Linked DNA regions of Homo sapiens: region 1 is linked to region 2. A link is a loop called in an ENCODE intact Hi-C map of the cell type or tissue named here. Cell type or tissue: Caco-2. All regions are shown on one strand. Links, peaks and the distances in the headings refer to the core of each region. The heading gives the core; the rest is flanking DNA. Region 1 overlaps SESN1 (sestrin 1). Region 2 overlaps ARMC2 (armadillo repeat containing 2).

The links. Peaks named below come from ENCODE experiments on the same cell type or tissue, not always from the same donor. Only the 100,000 strongest peaks of a DNase experiment are listed, where the experiment ranks them.
Region 1: a loop joins it to region 2, with 6 times the contacts of the local background. A loop is called at or near these places in 5 of 110 quality-filtered maps.

Annotation. Positions count from the first base shown.
Region 1 is chr6:108,984,621-108,996,664 of GRCh38, forward strand. SESN1 (sestrin 1) reads right to left here. Exons shown (of 10, transcript NM_014454.3): 6 at 9,842-9,989; 7 at 8,167-8,279; 8 at 6,025-6,215; 9 at 3,923-4,067; 10 at 1-3,010. The coding sequence ends at 2,924. It also overlaps a transcript of ARMC2 not described here. Among named protein-coding and RNA genes, the nearest start is that of ARMC2-AS1, 67 kb to the left of the region's middle. In Caco-2, for the core only: no CTCF peak of the experiment used is centred there; a DNase peak (open chromatin) is centred at 5,211.
Region 2 is chr6:108,897,903-108,909,946 of GRCh38, forward strand. It overlaps ARMC2 (armadillo repeat containing 2), which reads left to right. Exons shown (of 18, transcript NM_032131.6): 7 at 1,792-1,890; 8 at 6,328-6,503. LOC124901481 (ATP synthase subunit f, mitochondrial-like) reads right to left here and starts at 10,124. Exons shown (of 2, transcript XM_047419651.1): 1 at 10,110-10,124; 2 at 9,707-10,024. The coding sequence starts at 10,124. The coding sequence ends at 9,707. ARMC2-AS1 (ARMC2 antisense RNA 1) reads right to left here. Exons shown (of 3, transcript NR_104137.1): 3 at 10,238-10,841. It also overlaps the pseudogene ATP5MFP2. RefSeq lists an enhancer at 1-283. In Caco-2, for the core only: no CTCF peak of the experiment used is centred there; DNase peaks (open chromatin) are centred at 6,019 and 7,009.

The DNA of each region.
Region 1 (12,044 bases), core at 2,116-10,115, 87 kb after region 2:
ACATATCCCCTTGGTTAGGTTTATTCCTAAGTATTTTATTCTTTTTGATCCTATTGTAAATGGAATTGTTAAATTTTTTTGGATCATTCATTGTTAGTGTATAGAAATACAACTGATTTTTGTGTGCTGACTTTGTATCCTACAACTTTGCTGAATTTATGCTTCCTCTTGATCACACCATCCTCTGCTGGGGAAGAGCTAGGGTGAGCAAAATCCACAAACTTTCCTAGCCTTTTGGTGCGGCCTTTTCCTGGCTTTGCATTTGCCTAAATGCTGCAGTTTCCCAATTGGTTTCTAGAGTTCTCACAAAGATATTCTGGCCCATATATTGTTAACTCAGCGTCTCTGGGAGAATGAGGACGTGGAGTTCCCAAGTCCATCATCTTGCTGACATTACTCCCATCTACCAGTGTTAGCAAAAAACTAGTATGATGATTCATATATGATATTCACATATACAAATATGCTAGTAACATTTCTGATTCATGTATGATATTCACATATATGAATATGCTAATAAAATTTCAGAGTATATTGATAAAAAGTGCTTATCCAACAAGTTTTACTTATCTACTTATCTCCTGGTGGTCTGTATCAAAATCAATCTCATTCTTAGAGATGATAAAGTTTGGCCTAATAAAAAATTTTCCCAAATACGGCCAAAACAACTCAAGATTTTAACTCTTGAATCCTGGGACCCTCAACCAGAAATCTTCTCATGATTATTTTAGAAGAAAATTTTCCTCTGGTTGGGGAAGGTTTTGATATCCCCAGTGTAATGTACCTTCCCTAATTATTTTGGAAACTACTGGTTTCAAAGATTATATAGTAACATTAGAAATCCTGTGTGTTTAGTTTTGAGAAAACACTCCAACAGGAAGCACCTGCTAAATGGAAGGCATTGAAACATTAACTTTGTATCACATGCACTTTTATTACTTTAGGTATAAACATATTTTTTAACTCATTAAAATTTTGATTTCAATTTCTAAGTGATTATAAGTTCCAGTGGACTAAATGCATTCTAGTTGATCTTGTTTTGTGATCACTCTACTGCTGATTAGAATCTCTACTAGAAATTTTGTATTTTCAAGAGGAGGAACAAAGAGCAGAAATGGGATAAGTAAAATTTTAACTATCTTCTTGGGTTCAATTGTATTGCTCTGGTGAGAGAACTCAGCAGCAGGCAGAAGAGGACAAAGGCATGATGCATATTCAATGAGTAATGCACTTATAAGTAAGTTTCTTTAAATATAAAACATATTGAAGATAATAATACTCTATTCCTAGCTAAGGTTATAGTCTTGTCTTCTCATGAGAGTAAATATCCTTGAGGACAGGTACCACCTCTGTTCAAAATTGATCCTTCCCAACCCCTACTTCCACACTACCCCATACATTTGTAGGCAGGCACTAGATTGAGCTCAATAAATGTTTTGAGGAGTAACTAACAGAGTTATCATCACAACAGCTTCAGTTAAACTTAGAGCTATTTCTACTTGTCTGATGAGTGTCATTTTTTGTTCTGTAGTCTCTCCCTAATGAATCCTTCTTTTTAGTAATTCTTAAAATTCTATTGGAACTCTAAAACAGTTGAAAAGAGAGCAGGCATAGGGCCATACCAGTCATTTCCAAGATAAAAATGGTCTCAGATAAGATTCTAAAGAAAGTCCACTCCTCTTTGTATGTTTCAAAATGGCTTCAAGTGTTGTTTTGCCATTTAAGTGTGAATGTACTTGGCTTATGAAAGTAGATAGAAACTCAAAATTATTACTAATAGTGAAGTCATGATTTTTTAAGAGATTGAGACAGCAAATAAAATTGGAGAAAAATTCTTCTTTATTTAAAAATACCAGTAATACTGACAGACTTCAAAAGCAATTCACGCTTCCAGAATACAAAGTACTTAATACATATTTTCAAACCTGTTTGCATTTCAAACAAAGTTAGCGTTTTTGTAAATCAAATTTGATAACCCGACTAAAAATATTTTCCAGCTTTATTATTTAAGGAGCTGCACAGCCTTTAAAGTGGGGACCAGGAGGCAGGCAGAGGCAGAGAGACTGAATGCACCCAGGACTGCGCAGCAGTCTACAGCAACATGTCCCACAACTTTGGTGCTGGAAACACAAGTAATGCACAAGACAGCTGCCCTCCAGTGTCAGGATCCTGTGAAACAGCATATCAAAAGATCGCCAGCTTCTTATAATTTACACACTTTCATTTAGGATTGCTTTTTGAAGAAAATCTTTAAGAATGCCATTTTAATTTAATATCCAGAACCCTGAATTTAAAAAACTAATGAAAGAAATTAACTGTTACCATCAAAATGGTTGTTGCTGAGCTGTGTGAGTAGGAATTCTATGCTTTTTTAGATGCAAGAAAATTAACACATAATGCAAGTTTAATTTGAAATCACACAAGTTATGTATGTAGGCTCAGATAGTAGCAATGTTCACTTTTATTACTAATAGCTTAACTGAAACAGCCATCTATTCATTCCTCCAGCAGGAATAGCAGCACCAAGATCTTCTAAAATTCTTTACATATAAAGCTTAAGTCATTATCCAAGTCCCATTCTTTGCATGCTCCAATTCTTGTTATCTTATTTAACATAAAAGCAACAGGATTTGGAGAGTTACTATTTGCTGTATTAAAACAGTTACACAGCATCTTGTACTGTCAAAAAGCAAAATACTGTGAATGGCAGCCTGTCTTCACAGCTCTAAACTTGAAGCTGCCAAACAGTCACTGCTTGTGCCAGCAGTGGTTTTCCACAGAAAAATAGCAGAAACTAAAGGAATCATGGCACAATGGATTTCTGAATTATTTTGTCTACCATTGGTCCTGGGGCTTAGTACCTTCCCCCTTGTAGACTATATCTGCTGATCATTCCAGAATCATCTTTAATGAAGGAAAGGCATCAGGTCATATAGCGGGTAATGGCTCTCAGAGCATAAAGGAGTTCTGCTTGCATCCTAGCTTCTATAAGAAGCAGATTAACATGAACCTGAATATAAAATACAACATCATATAAGGAAGGGTTACAAGCATTCACAATCAGTTTTTCAGTGAATCTAATGAACACATAAAATAAGTACACTTCCTACACTTCCTATGTAGTACAGCATAACTTAGCCTTGGGTTTGTTGAACAGATTATAAATTTCTCAAAACAGCAGCTATCTTTTTTTTTTTTTTTTGATGCACACTTTCACTCTTTCCCAGGCTCGGGTGCAGTGGCACGATCTTGGCTCACTACAACCTCCACCTCCTGGGTTCAAGCGATTCTCATGCCTCAGCTTCCCATGTAGCTGGGAATACAGGTGCATGCCACTATGTCCAACTAATTTTTTGGTATTTTTAGTATCACCATGTTGGACAGTCTGGTCTTGAACTCCTGATCTTAAGTGATCAGCCTGCCTTGGCCTCCCCAAGTGCTGGGATTACAGGTGTGAGCCACCATACCTGGCCTAATATTCTTTTTGGATAGATTGAGCTTTCATTTATATTTTATCATGTTTCTTGGAGGTTTGTTACATGTCAGAAAATCTAGACACTGTTTTATCAGAATAGCAACTTCCCCTGCCAAATCATTATTCAGTAATTTCTATAAAGATGTTTCAAAGAGAACAGACACTTCTACCTATACACAGCTTTTATAAAACAGTCTTCTATGTGCTGACAGCCATGCCAGCACTTCTGAAGACGGGCCAGCCCACCTGTGTTCCCTGTCTTTATTCTTTTACTCTATCAACATAATCAGGTTCCCTTCTGAAGGGGTACCTGAGACAGCTGTCCTGGAATGTTTTTCTTTGGGTTGGTAGGGGTGATGGAAAGGGTTTCAGCACCATTAGGTTAGGTGAAGGAGACTACGAATCATTGCTAAGTTACAAAGTAAATAAGCCACAATAGGCACATACCTTCTCAGAGTGCTTGAACTGCCTCCAGAAGCTATCATACATTCTTTTGGTAACCTTTTCAGGAGTGCAAACAACAGTTTTGATATAAACTTTAAAGCTACGATCCAATAGCTGGTTAATTTCACCATAGTCATAATCATCATATCTGTTGAAAGACATAATGAGAATTATGATATTTTCAGTGTATAACCTGTTTTCATCTTACAAAAGTATACACATCAATAGTTAATACTGTATTTTTTCTCTCTTTGTGTAGGCAGCTGTCCCCAAAAATGATAGAGCTTTATAACTGCAGATGAATAAGTGAGTATAAAGGGATAAGAAACAGAGTACTTAGGGAGACTAACATAACATTTTTTCTACTACCCAAGTAAATCATTCCTGAAAGCTGACAATATTAACATAGCACTGGGTACCAAGCAATAGTGTATATCTGCAATCATGAACACGTAGCCACACTGAGGAACAAACTATTATTGAGACGGAGTCTTGCCCTGTCGCCCAGGCTGGAGTGCAGTGGTGCTATCTTGGCTTATTGCAACCTCTGCTTCCTGGGTTCAAGCGATTCTCTCACCTCAGCCTCCCGAGAAGCTAGGATTACAGGTGTGTGCCACCATGCCCAGCCAATTTTTGTATTTTTAGTAGAGACAGGGTATCACCATATTGGCCAGGCTAGTCTAAAACTCCTGACCTCAAGTGATCTGCCCGCCTTGGCTTCCCAAAGTGCTGGGATTATGGGCGTGAGCCACCGCGCCTGGCTGAACAAATTCTGAAAACAGATTTTGAGTATTATCGAAATTAAGAAACAAATTAATTACATTTGTTATTGGTACTAGTACTTTCTCTCTCTCTATATATAGATAGATATCTCTAGATCTAGAGATATATATCTAGATCTAGATACATCTCTATATCTAGAGATATAGAAATATCTGTATATATATCTCTAGATCTAGAGATATCTATATATATATAGAGAGATATCTATAGAGATAGAGATATCTCTAGATCTAGATCTCTAGATCTAGAGATATCTATATATAGAGAGAGATAGAGAGAGATAGATATCTCTCTATATAGAGAAATTTACTTGTATAAATAAATAAAATAAAAATAATTAGAATTACTTTACTCATGTTTCTAGGAGTTTCTGGGGTCAAATGAGAAAAAAGGCAGGGGCTGCGAGGAGAAGGATGGTCTATACTTAGGAGAGCCTATCCTGCTTTAAGCCAAGATGGCTGCATGCACCAGTTGTGTGCGTTGCTCCACTGGGTAATGGATTTCCAATCACATAGGCACTGAAGTCTCCTATTGAGTTTTCAGTGGAAAGGGGACAAAGGTCTTGCAAAGCTGGTTCTACCACCATTGAGGAGGCTAAAGTCAATAGTCTGGCTACTGATTAGTGGGAAATTAGTTTAAAGTTGGTCAGCTGTACTTCAAATGCCAGATCCGTTTAGAGTAGATTAAATAGGGTTTGTAGGTTTTGACCAGAGTCTCTGATAATAGAAAGCCTGATTTTACAGCAAAAATAGTTAACTAGTAAGCACTGTAGCTCAGAGTTTGTGTGCATGTGTGAGAAGGTGGTATACAATGACTGCATTTTCAATGTAACATAGTAACATGGCTGAAAACCTAACAGCAAGGACATGAAAGTTTTGCATTTTGATTACGTATTATGAGAGCAAGTACTCCTCAGAAGGAGCCTAAGAACAGCCAGAGGGGCAATATAAGGGTACTGATTTCCAAGGAGGTAGAAACATAAGTGTATCAAGAGATAGATTATATGAAGAGAAAAGATACTAAAGGTGTTCAGTTACAAACTTTGTTCTAGGACCAGCTTGCTTGTCCTCCCTTTCCTGGAGGCAGCTGTCATTCAATTCTTGTCAAGGTCCCTAACTCTCCCTCCTGCCTAGCTAGGAAAGAGAAGAAAAAACTAAGCTGCAATAAAGTGGTTCTTTGAAGCATAAATAGCATAAAAATAAGTTATTGGGGAGGGGATGGGTTTTGATTATGTGTGTGTCTATGTGCATGTGCGCTCCAAGCACTTGAATAATTTGGCCCAGAGGAAAACATCTCTTTATAAACACAGAAAGAAGACTAACCTTATTCCAAACATGCAGTGAATATAGTTCCAAATTGCCCGTCTAAGCATTGAGGTATCAACATCTTTGTGCATTGCCATTGTATTATAAGTAAGATTGTAAGCAATGTGAAATTTTTCATCAATCAACTGTCCCACATCTGGATAAAGGCGATTTACCAAAGAATAACCATGATCTTCCCAGCAATAGTCCTAAATACAGGGAATAGAACAAATGTGAATAAATGTGGTCAAGTACAGTTCTATATCTATAGCTCTGTAGCATGGTAAAAATCATTGTCATTTGGCTGACAATCCAACTGGCTTTTATCCCTAACTCCCAGCTTCACTTACACTCCAATCTTTTTTTCAATTCCCATACTGCAACATGCAAAAGGTTGTGTTTTATAACTCAGTGAGTTTAAAAACTAATAGTCTCATCTCAAAAAAAAACAACAACAAAAAAAAACTAATAGTCTCTTCCCCTTACACATTGGCCTTTATGTCTTTCACTCTCTCTCCACTCAGCCCCCCAGATGTGACCAGCTTGGGAGTCCCCTCTCCTTTTCCATTGCTGCAGCCATTCAAGTGGTCTTCAAATTATGAGTGTGTGTGTGTGTGTGTGTGTGTGTTTTAAGAGACAAGGTCTCACTATGTTGTCCAGGCTAGAGTACAATGGTATGATCACAGCTCACTGCAGTCTCCAACTGCTGGGCTCAAGCGATCCTCCCTGCCTCAGCCTCCTGAGTAACTGGAACTATAGGCACAGGCCACCTTGCTTGGCTACTTTTAAAATTATTTGTAGAGATAGGGTCTTGTTTTGCTGCCCATGCTAGTCTTGAATGCTTGGCCTCAGTGATTTTCCCATCTTGGTCTCTCAAAGTGCTGGGATTACACGTGGGAGCCACCAGATCTGGCCAAATTTTGTGAATTTTTAATTAAACACATCTATCACCCATTCCTTCTCCTACCTGCACTTCTGCCTTTTAGCCCTATTAACTGAGTCTCCTAATTAGTTTTCCTATATTAAATCTCCTTGCCTCCTTTCTTTCCACCTGAAACAAAACTTAATAAGCCCCTACTTCTTTGTTGCTTTCCTAAAAACACCTCTTTGATAGTATGCCATCACGCTGGTCAAAGCCTACAAACCCCACATAATCTAATGTAAACTACTTTGACATTTAAGGCACACCTAACCAATTTTAAACATACACCACTAATCAGAAGTAGGAATCTTTAGCTTGAAGCTCTCAGCAGCCAACCAATCTCTTTATAATTCCTTCCTTCACTCTATCCCTCAACCTAAGCTTAATTATTGTCTAGTCTCCTCTACTTACAATACCCTTTTCACCATCCAAATTCTTCAAATCCTAATGTCCCTCCATAAAAAATTTCCAGCCCACATGATGTCTTCAATTTCTAATCTATTGCATAATTATTCTATAACTCTTCCTTGTGCCTAAATTTTGCCCCTTAGCTTATTTATTATTTTTTGAGACAGGATCCCACTCTGTCACCCAGGCTGGAGTGCAGTGGCTCCATCACAACTCACCGCAGCCTCAACCTTCCAGGCTCAAGTGATCTTCCCACCTCAGCCTCCTGAGTAGATGGGACCACAGGTACATGCCACCACACCTGGCTAATTTTATTTTATTTTTTATTTTTATTTTTTTTGTGGAGACAGGGTTTCCCCTTGTTGGCCAGGCTGGTCGTGGAATGCCTCGGCTCAGGCAATCCACCTGCCTCAGCCTCCCAAGGTGCTGGGATCACAGGCGGGAGCCATTGTGCCAGGCCCCTTAGTTTTTTGAGCAAAGAAACAAAATCTTATGGTTCTCAAATATTTTCATAATTCTGGTAAAATAGTTATTATTTAACACTGGCCCCTAACAATATTTGGGAACGCTGGGAGTATCAACTCATCTGAATTAAATACTTACATATTTAAATATTTACACAATAAAATTTTTAAGATATACATACATTGAAACTACAGTATGATTCCATGGATGAATTAGAAACAGTCTTTCACCTTTTATTCTGAAACAAGACGAGATACTGCCTGCAAAGCACTTAGCATAGTTCTCAAATCTAAGTGGCTGTTTTGTATTTTAAGTCAGACTGAGATATTTCTAGTCAATCATGTGCATACAAGTTGCAATTTTACCTGGACACGAAATGTTGGAACATGCATCCCATGTCTAGAGAAATCTTTATAGCCATAACTAGTATCCTCAAAATGACGAGATACAGCTCTTGCTGGTGTAACTTCTTCATCATCTGGGAAAAAAGGCCATTGAAAGGTTTTTAAAAATAGGATGCTAGTTAAAATTGATTTTACCCAAAGGAGTAAAAATGGCATAACTCTTTCTCTGATACTGAGTGACCAATATCAACCAAAGTAGTCTTACAATTATACAAAGTAGTTTACTTGCTAGTAAACAGAATGTAGTAAAAGGAGATTTTCTGTTATAAAATGAAAACTCATAGTTGAATTCTCTATGCCTTTTATTGCCTCTTTCATAGATCCTTTCTCTCTCCTCCCATTCCAATTTATATGTATTAGGTTCGACTTATTCAAAGTATGAACATACTTTTGGATAATTTTTAAGATAACTACAAAAATCAGCTATGCTCCAAAATTTAGCACTTAGATTATTTTTGTTGAATATTAATGACATATAATATGTAACATGATCAAAGAAAGAAATCCCATGGGTTAACATTTTTACAGTGCTGCCTGCACTGTGACTAAGACTTTCTGGACTATCATCATGTTTAGGAGTTGATGAGATTATAGTTTCATGTAAGTGTATCATTAGATGACAACTCTACATCTTTAGGCATGGAAACAAAAATTTTTCCTGGAAGAAAAAAAAGTGAACATCCAACCTCCATTTAAACAAATTTGATTGTTTCTTTGCTATTAAGAAACTCGGTGCTCTTTCTCCCACTCTATTATATTGTCAAAATACATCTGGAGACACTTTATAAACTTTTTCTCCTTTAAATTACCTGGTTTATATATTATCTCCTGTAGCCTGCATATAGATAAAGGTTAAACATAGAGGATTTAGGTTGTTGGTAATTTAATAAATATCTCCTTTTCACAAATCATATAATTTTTGTTGTTGTTTTTTTAGAGACAGGAGTCTTGCTATGTTGCCCCAACTAGTCTGGAATGCCTGGCTTCAAGGTGATCCTTCCACCTCAGCTTCTTGAGTAGCCGGTACTACAGGTACAAACTGCCGTGCCCAAAAAAATCACAGAATTTTAACTCTAGAAGCAATCTTGGGACTATTTCCTCATATTAAGGAAGAGAAGCGTGGGCAATATAGCAAGACCCCATCTCTACAAAAAAAATTAAAAAATTAAGCAGGCATGGTGGCATGTGTCTGTAGTCCTAGCTACTCAGGAAGCTGAGGCAGGATGATCGCTTGAGCCTAAGAGTCTCAGGTTACAGTGAGCTACAATCACGCCACTGCACTTCAGCCTGGCAACAAAGCAAGACCCTGTTTCTTAAAAAAAAAAAAAAAAAAAAAAAGAGAAAAAAGAGGGCACTCATATGTTAAGTGACTAAGCCAAGTTCACAAAGCTTATTAGAAGTAATTTTAGTGCCAGAATCCAAATTAAATGTCCTCCCCCTTAGTCTAGGATGTTTTCACTTATGACCTTTTCTTAGTTGCTTGCTTTAAAAATTATTTGTAAATAGGAATACCTATGCAATAGTCTCTCTAAAAGGAAGGACATATTTAGATTGATGCTTTAAAAGTTATTTAAATTCTCTAAATAAAAAGTTGAGTTTGCAATAATTATATTGACTATATAATGGTTGTTCTTACCTGAAGAGAAGACAAACATACTCTCTCTTTTTTCTATTTCAAAACGTGAAGCCATCTCTTCCTGACTTGCCTCTTCTTCATCTCGACATTCCTGTAACTGCCTCATCTTTTCCATGAGGGCTTCAACCTCAAAGAAAGAATCACTTACCTGAAGAAAAAATACAATTAATGTTACATGTGGCAGACATAGAATATATATGAATTATCTTTTAAGTCTGTCTCATAAGAATTTATATCTTTTTTTTTTTTTTTTTTTTTTGAGACAGAGTCTTGCTCTGTTGCCCAGGCTGCAGTGCAGTGGCGCGATCTCGGCTCACTGCAAGGTCCACCTCCCAGGTTCACGCCATTCTCCTGCCTCGGCCTCCCGAGTAGCTGGGACTACAGGTGCCTGCCACCATGCCCGGCTAATTTTTTGTGTTTTTTAGTAGAGACGGGGTTTCACCGTGTTAGCCAGGAATGGTCTCGATCTCCTGACCTTGTGATCTGTCCACCTCGGCCTTCCAAAGTGCTGGGATTACAGGCGTGAGCCACTGCACCTGGCCAGAATTTATATCTTAGTAGAATATAGGGAAAATATTCCTATAATTTTAATGTACATGAATGAATAAAAAACTACTTTGGCCTATTAGGAATACAGACATGCAGATTTTAAAATATAAGGAAAAAAATGATTTTAAGAACACATTCTAATGCTTTTACCTTATAAAATTAGCAATAATGTCATTACCATTTATGCTGTTTTAAACTACTTGTCAATTTAAAGCAGAACTGCGTAAGATAACTTCTACTTGCTTAATCTTTAAATAAATAAGATACACAAAGTATAAGTGATTTTGCATCAACTGTGTACACTGGGCATACATATTGTCAATGTGTCTATCATCTTTAATAATTAGCTTTATTTCTACAATTTACCAATTAAACATGAAAGATGTCTACATGGCTGGAGTTGGCCACCTGACCTCTGCAAATGGATCTGGCAGCTGTCACTTGCTGGGATGACTAGAGCAGTGTCACACATAGAGTAATGGGGCTGACAAAGGACTGGCCAAGTGGTTTTGCACTAGTCAAACTGGTTATACTTCTATACCCTGCTGCATTCTTGCTACAAAAGCTAGATCAAATCTATGCAATTTATACCTTTCTTATAAAATGAATATATTAAGAAGTCTGGGTTGGGCTAGTGGCTCATGCCTGTAATCCCAGCATTTTGGGAGACCAAGGCAGGAGAATCACTTGAGCCCAGGAGGAGTTCAAGGCTGCAGTGAGCTGTGATTGTGCCACTGTATTCCAGCCTGGACAACAGAGAGAGACTTTGTCTCAAAAAGAGAAAAAAAAGTCTTAATCTCAAATCTCAATGTATACATACAAAATTAATGTTTCCCCCCTTATAAATTTATTTTGCCAGGAATGCTTTTAAGACCTCTATCTTCCATTCTTCCTGGCTTCCACCCATTGATCCTTCAGGTAGCAGCTTACATCCTTGTAAACACTGTCATTTACCCCACAAGCTCCAATTATTCTAACACAACCCTCTCCTCTTTCCTTCAGAGGACCAATCATAATTTATAATTGTTACTCGCATGATATTGATTTAATGCAGGCTCCCTTCCCAGACCAAACCTTCATAAAGGTAGGAAATCTGTTTGGTTTACTTGTATATATCCCAAGCCTAGCATAGTACCTGGTACATAGTAGATATTCAAGAAATACTTGCTGGAGAATGACTCTCAGGATAATTCTATATTAAGAGACAATCTATATCACTTGTGCTTTACATTTTCTTTTGATCCAAACAGTTATACTGAAATGCCCAGTATTAAGCCCTTTCTCTAAGACTTTCATGATGGGAAGTGTTTCTATGACGATACTGAAGATTCTTGTGGTGCATGCATGCATTTTCCCCAGTTATTCCTGACATAGAGTCAGTAACCAAATAAAAAATAGCTGAAAAGGATTAGGTTTCATGACAGGATGACTCAAAGTTTAAAAAAGATCTCTGTCAACTCACATTATCTGTCACTAATTTATTTTGTTTACCTATTCTCCTCTTAAAGAGCCCAAATTTTAAGTATTCTTAGGAAAGGTAATTCTTGATAAATTATATTGAAATAAGAGGGAAAGGAAACAAAGTAGGTTTCTTTGTTCCTTCACTGATCTGCTAAAGTTGGGATTAAAAAAAAAATGGCATTTCATTTTAATA
Region 2 (12,044 bases), core at 1,597-9,596:
AATATGGATATTTACTAAGGTATTACACACATTCAATATGTGTTGTATATATTTTTCTCTTCAAGAATAATAAGAATGCATTAGAGGCATTGGAAAATACAGAAGAGCGCATAAAAGAAATTAATAATCCTAATCCCAATATTTAGAGATAACCATTGTTACCCCATTTTACAGAAGAGAGGTAAAGCAATTTGCCCATAGTCAACGAGCTAGTAGGTGGCAGAGCTAGGATTCAAACCCAGATGGTGACTCCAAACCTGTGCTATTGATAGGCCCCCTGCTCAACTTGTCCTTTGTGCAAAGTAACCTGAAAATACATGGGCCATATACCCGTTTGCTCCTCTGTCTGTCTCTGTCTCTCTGTCTTTCTCTGTCTCTTCTCTCTCTCTCTCTTCCAACCTCTCACCTTCCGATCCTTCCTGATTTCTAACTCTTTGTGTGACATTTTTAGGGTCCAGGCATCTTCTGTGTGGACACTTAATTGGTACCAGGTCCACCCTGCCCCGAGAGGGCATGGACTCCCTGACTTGATGTAGACCAAGTGCCGGATAAAGGACTTAAGGGGTGGTCTTCAGAGAAGAGAGACTGAGGAATACATCTCAGGACTATTCAGTAATGCCTCAGCACAGCAAAGCCACCTCTAGCTACAGTCAGTGTTTTAGATCTTGAGATACTGCCTGTGTGAAATATAATCATAATTTGCAGTTTCTAATATGAGTTACATTTCCCCCCAGTGTTACCCTTTAGTCGGCTAGTTTGCTGCAAGTCAGCATAGCTTTGAGGTCAAATGCAGAGGCTGGGGAGTTATATGACCCCAGGCAGATAACTTAATACACCTGGGCTCCACTTTCTTCACTTGCAAAATGGAGACAGTTTGGGAACCTCCTCATAGTGTTACTGCAAAAATGAAATGGAGGCCTCCTGCATCTAGAGTACACAGTCAATGGTTGCTATTCCCTACAACCCATATTCACAGGCAGCATCTACTCTTGATGGCTTGGTAGTATCACACAGGCATGAGATACTGCAGGGGTGATAACATGTTTGTATACTTGTTTAATCAGGGAAATGAAATTAATTATATACTGTATATTGCTAAAGGCTTGGCACTGAGCTCAGAGCTTTACCTATACCATGTCTTTTAATTCTTATACCCTTGAAGGCAAATATTCTGTTTTGCTGATGAGGAAACAGAGACTCAGGAAGGATAAGAAACTGGACCCCATCACTCACCATGTCCATAGTGGAGTTGGGATTTGAATTGAGATTTGTCAGCCCCGAAGGCCCAGGCTTTTCTGCTACACCACACAAAATCACTTGGCATTAATGCTACTGGCCCCATGTTAGTGTAGACATTTTATTTCTATAGAAAATGTCCATTTTAGGTCTCCCTTTTAGAAAATTTTTCATTACACATTTTTAAAATCCTTATTCTTTATATATCTATAGTTACCTATTCTACATTACAGAGGGATAAGTTTAAGTAAAAATGTACTCAAAACTGTTTGCCTTACTGACAGTCATCAGTATTTACAAAGCTTACTACTTTATGAAGTGACCAGATCACATTTTAAAGTTCTGATTTTTTACATTATCCAGTCTGAGTTTAATTTGGGGTAATTTGATTAGAAGACCTGTAGTTCTAATGAGAAATAGTCAGGCTTGGAGAGCAAAGGGTAATTTAATTCTCTAGTTTATTAATTGTAGTGATGAATAGTAAAGGCTTTTGACCATGCTTCATGACAACTCCTTTTTCATAGCTTTTTCTCCTGCTCTGGATTTCTTTTGCAGTCCCAAAAGCTGACCTGCAAGAAGAGGACGCAGAAATAGAAGTAGACGAAGTCTTTTGGAATACAAGGATTGTACCGATTTTGCGTGAATTAGAAAAGGGTAAAACACAAACAAACAAACAAAAAACCGTTTTTGTTTTTTTTTTAAAAAATACCTGTAGTTATTTATGTGTTCCCCATTGCCCTGATATTTTTAGTAAGTTTTCACTATCATTTCTGTGAACATGTTCAAAAACAAATGAAGTCATCTATTTATTTACCCTGTGTGTGTTAAATATTACATGCACACATAATTTTTAGTAAGATTATGCTTTAAATGCACCAAGAGAGCCAATTTCTAAAACTTCCCTTTGTAATATAAATTAATTAGCATTTCCTCTGTCCAAGGAAATGCTGGTTTAACCTCTCTCAGGTGGCTCTTCATACTCAAGAAAGTAAAAGATTAAAACAGATTTCAGGCTTGGAAGCTGAGTCTCATAAACTGGCGTCCTTGACAGGTGTGCCCGTGGTTTCCTTGGTCCAACTGGTATCTGTCCTACTCTCTTGAAGGGAGCACATCCGTCAGGAATGCCACCCACAGCATGGGAAATGGCCTGGGATGTGTCCCACCCTTGCGCTCTGAACTGCCCCAGAAGTGAAGGCCCACCATCGATGGGTCCCTGCAAGGGTAGGGAAAGCGTGTCATGGGATGGCCCTCCACTTTCTCCCTCTTTGCAGCTAGCTCCTCAAGGATTCTCTTTCTGAAGTTAACCAGGCTCCTCTGGAGCAGTGGTCATAGCCCTAGGGAGAGCCCAGGGCCTGGCACACAGTGCACAGTAAGCCTTTGCTAGGAGTTGTTGATGAGCAAACCAGCTTGGTAGCCACAGGAAGATGCTCTAAGAGAAGCAGGGTAAATGAACCCTCCCCAGCAACCAAACAGAGATGTGCTGCAAAAGACCTGATTACTGAAAGGTTCAAATGACCTCACCCCTCCTCTGCTCCCCATTGGTGCTTGGCTGTGTTCATGGTTAATGTGGGAGCCCTGGACGGGGTTCTGGTCCCGGTGCTGCTACTCGCCAAGCGTATGGCCATGAGGAGTCACCTAGACTCTGTGTGCAATAGTGTTCTCACCTGCCAGATGAGGTGGAGATTAGGTTATCTCCAAAGGCTTCTGCAGCCCAAAGTCCTAAGGATATGAATGTGATGACTTTTTCCCCTCTAGAGTTACTATGTTCACCCTCATCTTAGCGTGCCACGTTAGCTTTGGGCCCTTTATTTCAGGAGATATGTGCAAACACTAGTGAGAAGAACAATGAGTCTGGATAAGGGTTACACAAGAAAATATATTGCACAACATTGAATGGGGACACTGAGTCAGTATTGTGAAGGCCTTTCTTGTAGGAAGCCTTCCTACAGGAAAGAAGGAATTTTTTTTTTTTTTTTTTTTTTTTTTTTTTTTTTTTTGAGACAGTCGCTCTGTCACTCAGGCTGGAGTGCAGTGGCGCAATCTCGGCTCACTGCAACCTCTGCCTCCCAGGTTCAAGCTATTCTCCTGCCTCAGCCTCTTGAGTAGCTGGGACTATAGGCACCCGCCACCATGCCTGGCTAATTTTTTTGTATTTTTAGTAGAGACAGGGGTTTCACCATATTGGCCAGGCTGGTCTCAAACTCCTGACCTTATGATCCACCTGCCTTGGCCTCCCAAAGTGCTGGGATTACAGGCATGAGCCACCGCACCTGGCCTAATTTTTTTTTTTCTTTTGAGACAGAGTCTTGCTCTGTTGCCCAGGCTGGAGTGCAGTGGCACGATCTCAGCTCACTGCAACCTCCATCTCCTGGGTTCAAGCAATTCTTGTGCCTCTGCTTCCTCAGTGGCTGGGATGACAGGTGCGCACCACCACACCCTGCTAATTTTTTGTATTTTTTGTAGAGATGGGATTTTGCTATGTTGGCCAGGCTGGTCTCAAACTTGTGGCCTCAAGTGATCCACCTGCCTCGGCCTTCCAAAGTTTTGGGATTACAGGTGTGAGCCACTGAGCCGGCTGGCATGTATTTCTTAGAAACAAAAACATTCTCTTATATATCTGGAAATTACCATACAATACTATAAAAATCTTACTCAAATTTTGCCAATTTGTCCCAATAATTTCCTTTGTAGAAAAAATAAAAGCCTGGATCACAAGTTCTCATCATTTGTCACGTCTCTTTCGTGATCTTGATGTATTTGAGGAATATTTTACAGACTGTCCCGCAAATTGGGTTTGTCTGATGTTTTCCCGTGATGAGCTCCAGGTTAGCATCTTGGGCAGGCAGAGCACATGAGTGCTGCTGTGTCCCTCTCAGCACCTCCTGCCAGGAGTACACGATGCTGATGCATTCTGTTGCTGGTCGTGTCCCACAGCTGTACCCACTGTCAGGTTTTTATTCTTTCCTTTGTAATGAATACATATCTTGGGGATAGAAGTTACTCTGAGATTATGTTACTCTCTGTTACAATCAAACTTTTACCCACTAGATTTAGCCCCTTGCAAATCTTGATAGTTTGTAGATTCAAGTTGTCTTTTGAAGCTATAGAGCATTTATAACAAACTATTTGGTATAAAGGATTGATTTGATCAATAGTTTAAAATTTGACCCTTGAGCCTTTCTTTCTAACCCCTTTTTAAAGCTAAAAACAAGTATTCTTGAGTAGAACCTACCAGGCTGAAGAGTTTGTGGAAGGAAGTCTTAGAAAATACTTTGAGGACCACCCACTGCCAATGAGTGGCCCAGAGCCTGGACTTAGGGTTTGTAAAGAAACTGCCAGTCACAGAAGAATAAAACAACAAAACACAAGTGTTTCATACAATAGGAGTTCAGGTTTTTCCCTTTATTTAAAGTTAGGCTAAGTCATTTCCCATCAATTCATTCATTTAAGTGCATAACCAAAAGACATTGAAGGTTACTTAGCTATTGAGGTTTAAAATTTTTTCTTAGATGTTATTGTTGAAAAGAGCTAAAAATGGCCTGAGTCACTTCCTTCTGCAGGCACACACTTCCTCTATGTGGGCTTCTAAGAGCACATTATGGTATTTATTTAAGATTGGTTTCCTACTTTTAAATTTCATGAAGGAATCTATCAGAGATAATATTATTTGACAGAATACATTAGATTATTTTATTTCCCCTCATGTTCCATTTTTTTGTGCTATTTTTCTTCTTTGTATGACAATTAGTGTGGCTGCCACTTCCAAAAATTACATTCCCAGGACTTTGGGAGGCTGAGGCAAGCAGATCACTTGAGATTAGGAGTTTGAGACCAGCCTGGGCAAAATGGCAAAACCCCATCTCTACCAAAAATAAAAAAATTAGCCAGGTGTGGTGACAAGCGTCTGGAGTCCTAGCTACTCAGGAGGCTGAGGCAGGAGGATTGCTTGAGCCTGAGAGGTGGAGGTTGCAGTGAGCCAAGAATGTACCACTACACTCCGGTCTGGGTGACAGAGTGAGACTCCATCTCAAAAAAATATAGGTATTACTTTCCTCACAAACATAATTATAAGATGAAAGGTTCAAGATCTCCCTGTTTCCTAACTAAAATACTCTCCTTTTTTTAAATTTATTTTTTATTTTATTTTATTTTGGAAGTAGGATCTTGCTATATTGCCCAGGCTGGCCTTGATCCTGGCATCAAGCAACCCTCCCACCTCGGCCTCCCAAAGTGCTGGATTTACAAAAATATTTTTATTCTCCTGTTTTTTAATAACCACCTCCAGATAATGGTGGATTTTGTGACATTTCAGGCTTTTGTTCTATTAGAACCCTCTTTTCTTAGGTAATGAGCATTGTTCTCATAGGAAAATACTGATCATTGTTTTTGTCAACAGATATATTAGAAAATGAATATGTGTGAAGTTATGCTATATACAGTATTCTATACAATATTCTCACTGTACCATGTGCTATTGATAGAAAGAAATGTAAGACTGGCTCACTTAGTATGACATCTATTTGAGGGCACTGGTCATATAACACAACACACACATACGTACATGAAAAATAAGTAACCTAAGGTAATGTTTGTTGAATGTGGAATAGTGCATCTTTTCTGAAGCAGCTACAACATAAACAGAGCCTCGAAGGACCAAAAACAGTAGGAATGAGGGTTATGGAGAACATTTTAGGCCAGTAGAGCTATGCAAAAAAGAGTTGAAGGTCAAGATGCAAGTGGCATGCATCTGTGAGACTGAGCAGATCACGGGCTGAGGTGGAGGGCATCTGGAGTAAAGGAGGCCAACTGAAGCAGGTAGCAGTCCCATTCTTCAATACCTCTTTGAAAGACTGTGTATTCTAGATAAGCTAATGACTGATAAGCAATAAGTCAACATGGTAGGAGATGGATCAAAGGGATGAAAAAAATCAGGTAGATGGAAGTGATAAGATAAGAAAAAAATAGAGGTCAGGAATTTGAAGATATCCAAGGAAATAATTATGGGGTTTTTACTTACACTGTCTGTGTTTGACACACTTGGAAACTTAACCTTAATTAGTAAGTGTTGCTTTACTCTCTTTGCTCTGACAGAAGAAAACATTGAAACGGTTTGTGCTGCTTGCACACAACTTCATCATGCTTTAGAGGAAGGAAACATGCTTGGAAATAAATTTAAGGGAAGAAGTATTCTCCTGAAGACCCTGTGTAAACTAGTTGATGTTGGTTCAGACTCGCTCAGCCTTAAACTTGCAAAAATAATTCTAGCAGTAAGTTTTTCTTTCCTCTGGTCTAGTAGACTATATCACATAAAAGCTTTGTTTAATGCTTTATTTTTAAATATTACAAAGAATATTAGAAATGCAGTGTATTTGTTTAGAATCTTGGAAAAAAATTAAGGTAATAAACTGACATCTCAGAATTTGACTAGGAAATATTATCTAAGGAACTAAGGCTGAGTACATAGAAAATGTTAAAAGAAACTCAACGTTTTTGGACTGCAACTAAGTTAAAAAAAAAAAAAAGAAGAAGAAGAAGGAAGGAAGGAAAGGCAAGAAAGAAAAAGAAATAACCGTAGGCAAATACATTCAAAATGGTTGCTCAAATAACTTGACTGGAGATCAGTAGCAGATGGTGCAGGCAGTGGTTTCTCTTGGATGCTTGATTCTGTCATATGATTTAATAAATAACTAAGTAATTTAGGCCACAGTCATAATAAATCAGGTGCTTTAGGAACCAGTGTGAAACCGAAATACAGCTGCGTGTGGTCACAGGAAGGTACCTCAGTGGTCATAGAAGGCTTTCACAAGGTGTGAGAAGAAAAGGCCAGACACCAAAAAAAAAGTCTGTAGAAACTCTGTCTCAAACAAAATGATATCACTGTTTGAGGGGAGCACTTTGTTGTCACAGCCATAAACAGTTGGAACCAAAAGATAAGCCACAATTATTATAGAATGTTCTAAGAGAGCCGCTAAAACAAATGAATGAAGCTTTGTTTTCTTGGTTTCATACAAGTACAAGCTTTGTGCTAACACCCCATAATTTACAGAATTTAAAATCTTACAGTACACAGTGAAGGTAAGTGTTGGCGTACTTACTGTTAGTTAATAAGAATGCCACCTTTTCTTATTCTGATAATGAAGTCTTTCATAAAGCAGAATTTTCTGAGCATATATCTATGTAATATCAGGGGGAGGCTACATTCTTATTCAGCTCTCAAACTATTAACTCTCTTTTTAAAAATTGTGATATGTGGTCAAGAAAGCAATACTTCTTTGAAATAGTGATATCACTCCAGGGCTCTGGCGGTGCAGCAGCTGCCCAAAGATTGCCTTTGCTATTTTAATCTGAATCCTAGACATTTTGTTCCATACCAAGCCAAAGAAAGAGAGAAAGAGTGAGGAAAAAAAAAAAAAGAAAGAAAGAGCAAGAAGGAAAGGAAGGAGGAAGGAAGGAACATGAATTATTTTAATGCTTTGCAGAGTAAATATTATTTCGGTTATTAATGGTGTCATTCAAATTAATTATATATATGACACAAATTTAACTATTTTAGGGCAAAAGGCTAAGTGATCTGCCAGGCAGTGAACATGTTTTGAACTAAACATATGATTAGATAAAGCCCTCTTGGTGACATTGACGGCCTTGCTGAATCAGGAGCAAGATGCTAGGCTAAACTCCAGAGTGCAGAGCTGGGTAGGTTTGCCTTCTGACTAGCTACAGAACCAGCAGTTCAGAAGGGACCTTCAAATCCATCAAGGCCAACTTCCCATCTACTGCCTGGATCTCCTGTAACATTCCAGACAAGATCTTGTTTAGCTTAGGCCTTGGTGATGCGGTTCTATGTAAAATGTTAAAAGACTACATCATAAGAACTGTTGAAGAAGAAAAAATCAGCAAAAACTAAAGCTATATGGGACTAAGAAGTTTTTTACAACTTCTCTCTGCCTGTTTATTGGCAAATACTGGCAAATGAAAGTTTTCCAGACAGTCATCTTAATTTTAATCTTTGTGTCAGAAACTCTTACAAAATAATATACAAAAATATATAAGCTTAAATGTTACTATATTAAGATTTTTTAAAGGAGTACAAACAAATATATACAGTATGAATGTGACTATATTTAGGAGGGAAAAAATCTAGCGCCCTATGTACAGGGTAAAAAAAGAAAAGAAATACCAATTACCAACTGTGATGCTATATAGTGGTACTAGTATGAGTGATTTTAAACTTTTCTTACTTTTCTTTAATTTGCCAAATTTACTTTAAATAGAATAAACTACTGTTTTTAACATAAGAAGAAAACTACCCTACCACAAGAACCTACTTTGTGCCAACATTTTTTTTTTTTCTTTTTCTTAAAGACAAGATCTCGCTCTTGTCACCCAGGGCTGGAGTACAGTGGCGAGATCACAGCTCACTGCAGTATCAAATTCTGGGCTCAAGTGATCCTTCTGCCTCAGCCTCCCGAGGAGCTTAGGACCACAGGCATGCACCACCACACCTGGCTAATTTTTAAAAAATGTTTTATAGAATTGGGGTCTCGCTATGATGCCCAGGCTGGTCTCAGACTCCTAGCCTTGAGCAGTTCTCCCACTTTGGCCTCCCAAAGTGCTGGGATTACAGGTGTGAGCCACTGCACCTGGCCAGAGACTCCTCTTGACACTGGGAATACAAGTGAATAAACTAGCTCCTTCCTCTGGGGTTGCCACAGTAGCAGGGCAGACAGACAGCAAACACAGCAGGTACCAAAGGAGATAATGAGAACTAAGGGAGAAAAATAAAGCAGAGCAAAGGAAAGGGAGAGTAACAGGGAATTTTTAAAATAAGATCGTCTACATCCCTTGCATAAATGTAAGATTTTATTATCTTTTTATGTCTTAAAGTCATAATTTTACGGTTAACAATGGAGAAGCGGTACAAATTTGCACTGACTGTAAATTGACATTATAGCAGGCCTGGAAATTGTAGTTGTCTTTTTTCTTTTCTTTGTTTTCATTTTTGTTTTTTCTTCTTATTGTTTTAATGAAAACTCTGATACAAGGTTTTGTTTTGTTTTGTTTTCCTTTGCCACTTTTTACTAAAAATGTAAGATTTGTTGGGGAAAAGGAAAGTGAGTTGTATTCATTTTTTTCATGAAGTTTTATTAAGTATGGAACACATCCTACATACTACATATAGAAAGAGTAATAAATTGTGGTTTTGACCTCAAGGACTCACAATCTAGTAGAAGGTAGTCAACCAATTCAAATATATTTCCAGATATTAGGAATAATATATATTTCCATCAATATAGAAATGTTCTTCTGTTTTCTTTCTTTCTTTTTTTTTTTTTTTTTTTACCAGTCATCTTTTATTTGGAGGTTAATTGCCATTAGGATATGAAAGAATTCAGCAACGATCGAGATTGTGTTCCTCACAGAGGGGCTCGGGCCAAGGTCGTGGGGTGGGGGGGTGCAGAGCGTGTCCTCTTCAGTGGTATTTGCGGAGCCACTCGTGCTTGAGATGCTTGTAGGAAAAGGAGTAGCTGAAGAGCACGTAGCATGCCAGCACCATGGTAACCCCCGAGATGCTCCCCTTCTTCACATTGATGTACTTGTAGTACCAGTAGTAACCTCTTTGAAACGCTCCGAAAATGCCACTAGGGCTGAAGTCCCCCATCAAGATCCAGCTTGGCAGCTCCCCCAGTTTGACCTCCAGAAGTTTCTTGTCCTTCACTGGTACAACTGACGCTATCTTAGAGTCCTGGTGTCCGCTGTGTTCTTCTGTTTTCTTAAGCCCGCTTATTTTCTGGGGGTTTTAAACAATATTATTTTAAATACCTAATCATTAAACATTTATTAAGGTTCCCATTTCCTATTTTCCTCCTGGGAACAGAAGGAATCTCCATTCTGCCATGTGTTACAGTTTCTGAAGCTTCCACAACAGTGTTTCCCAGACTTCACTGTGCACATGCATCCCCTGGGGATCTTGTAAAATGCAGATTCTGAGTCGGTAGTGCTGGGGGGGGCCTGAGATTCTGCATTCCTAATACATGCCCAGGTGATGCTGAGATGGTTCTGTGACCTATCTGAGGCACGCACTCCTCAAGTGCAAAGTGTGAACGACAACACCAAATTTCCAGAATAACTTTTGTAAGTGGCCTAGTGCAGGAGGGTATGCAGAAGCTGCCCCACAGGCAGTGCTCCCCTCCCCAGGCCCCTCCAGCTGGGGGCTGACCATGGCCGTTTTGGTGTCTTCTGCAGTGAGCAGCATAGCGCCTGGTACACATCAGGTGCCCAGTAAATACTTGTGGATCAAGCACAGAACAAATACTTAACAAATATGCCTGACAGATTCTATTATTTTTTTAAAGTAACTGAAAACTCATTAATAAAATGTGGGAGGCTGAGGTGGGAGGATTGTTTGAGCCTGCTAGTTCAAGACCAGCCTGGGCAACATCTCTACAAAATGTTGAAAAAATTAGCCAGGCATGGTGGCACATGCCTATAGTCCCAGCTGCTCTGGCGGCTGAGGCAAGAGAGTTGATTGAGCCCACGAGGTCAAGGCTGCAGTGAGCTGTAATGGCGGCATCACTGCACTCCAGCCTGGGTGAAAGAGCAAGACCCTGTCTCTGAAAAAAAAGAAAAGAGAGAGAGAGAGAAATGTCGTAGCCGGGCATGGTGGCTCACACCTGTAGTCCTAGCACTTTGGGAGGCCAAGGTGGGTGGATCACTTGAGGTCAGGAGTTCGAGACCAGCCTGGCCAACATGGTGAAACCCTGTCTCTACTAAAAATGCAAAAATTAGCCAGTCATGGTGGCATGTGCCTGTAATCCCAGCTACTTGGGAGTCTGGGGCAGGAGAATCACTTGAGCCCAGGAAGCAGAGATTGCAATGAGCCTAGATCATGCCCTTGCACTCTAAGCTGGGGAAGAAGAGTGAAACTCCATCTCAAAAAATAAATTAATTAAATAACTTTAAAGATAGTTTTTAATAATAAACTAATCACCTATATGCCATCCTTTTCAAACAGAAATAATTTTTTGTTCAGATGACCTTATTCCTACAAATACATTTTTACACCTTTGTAATGAGGGCACATATTATTTCCATCTAACAGTAGGTTACAAATGTTTCCCTTTTTAGACATAATGTTCACAGTTATGCTTTTTTGTGACTGCTTAATATGATAGTATTGATGTCCCACAATTTAATAAACTATTCCCTAATATTAGATACTTAGGATGTTTTTTATTTTTCTTTTTTACTACTTTAGATAAATACACAGCTAACTTAGACCATTTGATTCCGTCAGTAATCCTATACTTTGCTTTTTAAAAAAAAAAACACTATATTTCCTTATCACCCCATGTTTAATTTACTTAGATATTTTTGTATGATTTAGAAGAGAATTTTCTTTTCTTTTTTTATTTTTTGACACGGGGTCTCACTCTGTCACCCAAGCTGGAGTGCAGTGGCGCGATCTCGGCTCACTGCAACCTCCGCCTCCCGGGTTCAAGTGATTCTCCTACCTCAGCCTCCTGAGTAGCTGGGATTACAGGCGCGTGCCACCACACCCAGCTAATTTTTGTATTTTTAGTAGAGATGGGGTTTCACCACGTTGGTCAGGCTGGTCTCGAACTCCTGACCTCATGATCCACCAGCCTCAGCCTCCCAAAGTGCTGGGATTATAGACGTGGGCTACTGCGCCCAGCCTAGAAGGTAATTTTCAACTTTAGATGTTACTTGTGATTATCTCAAAGCATTCCAGAAATAGACCTTAAAAAGAAATATATGTATATTATCAAATTAAGCAGTATTACTTTTAA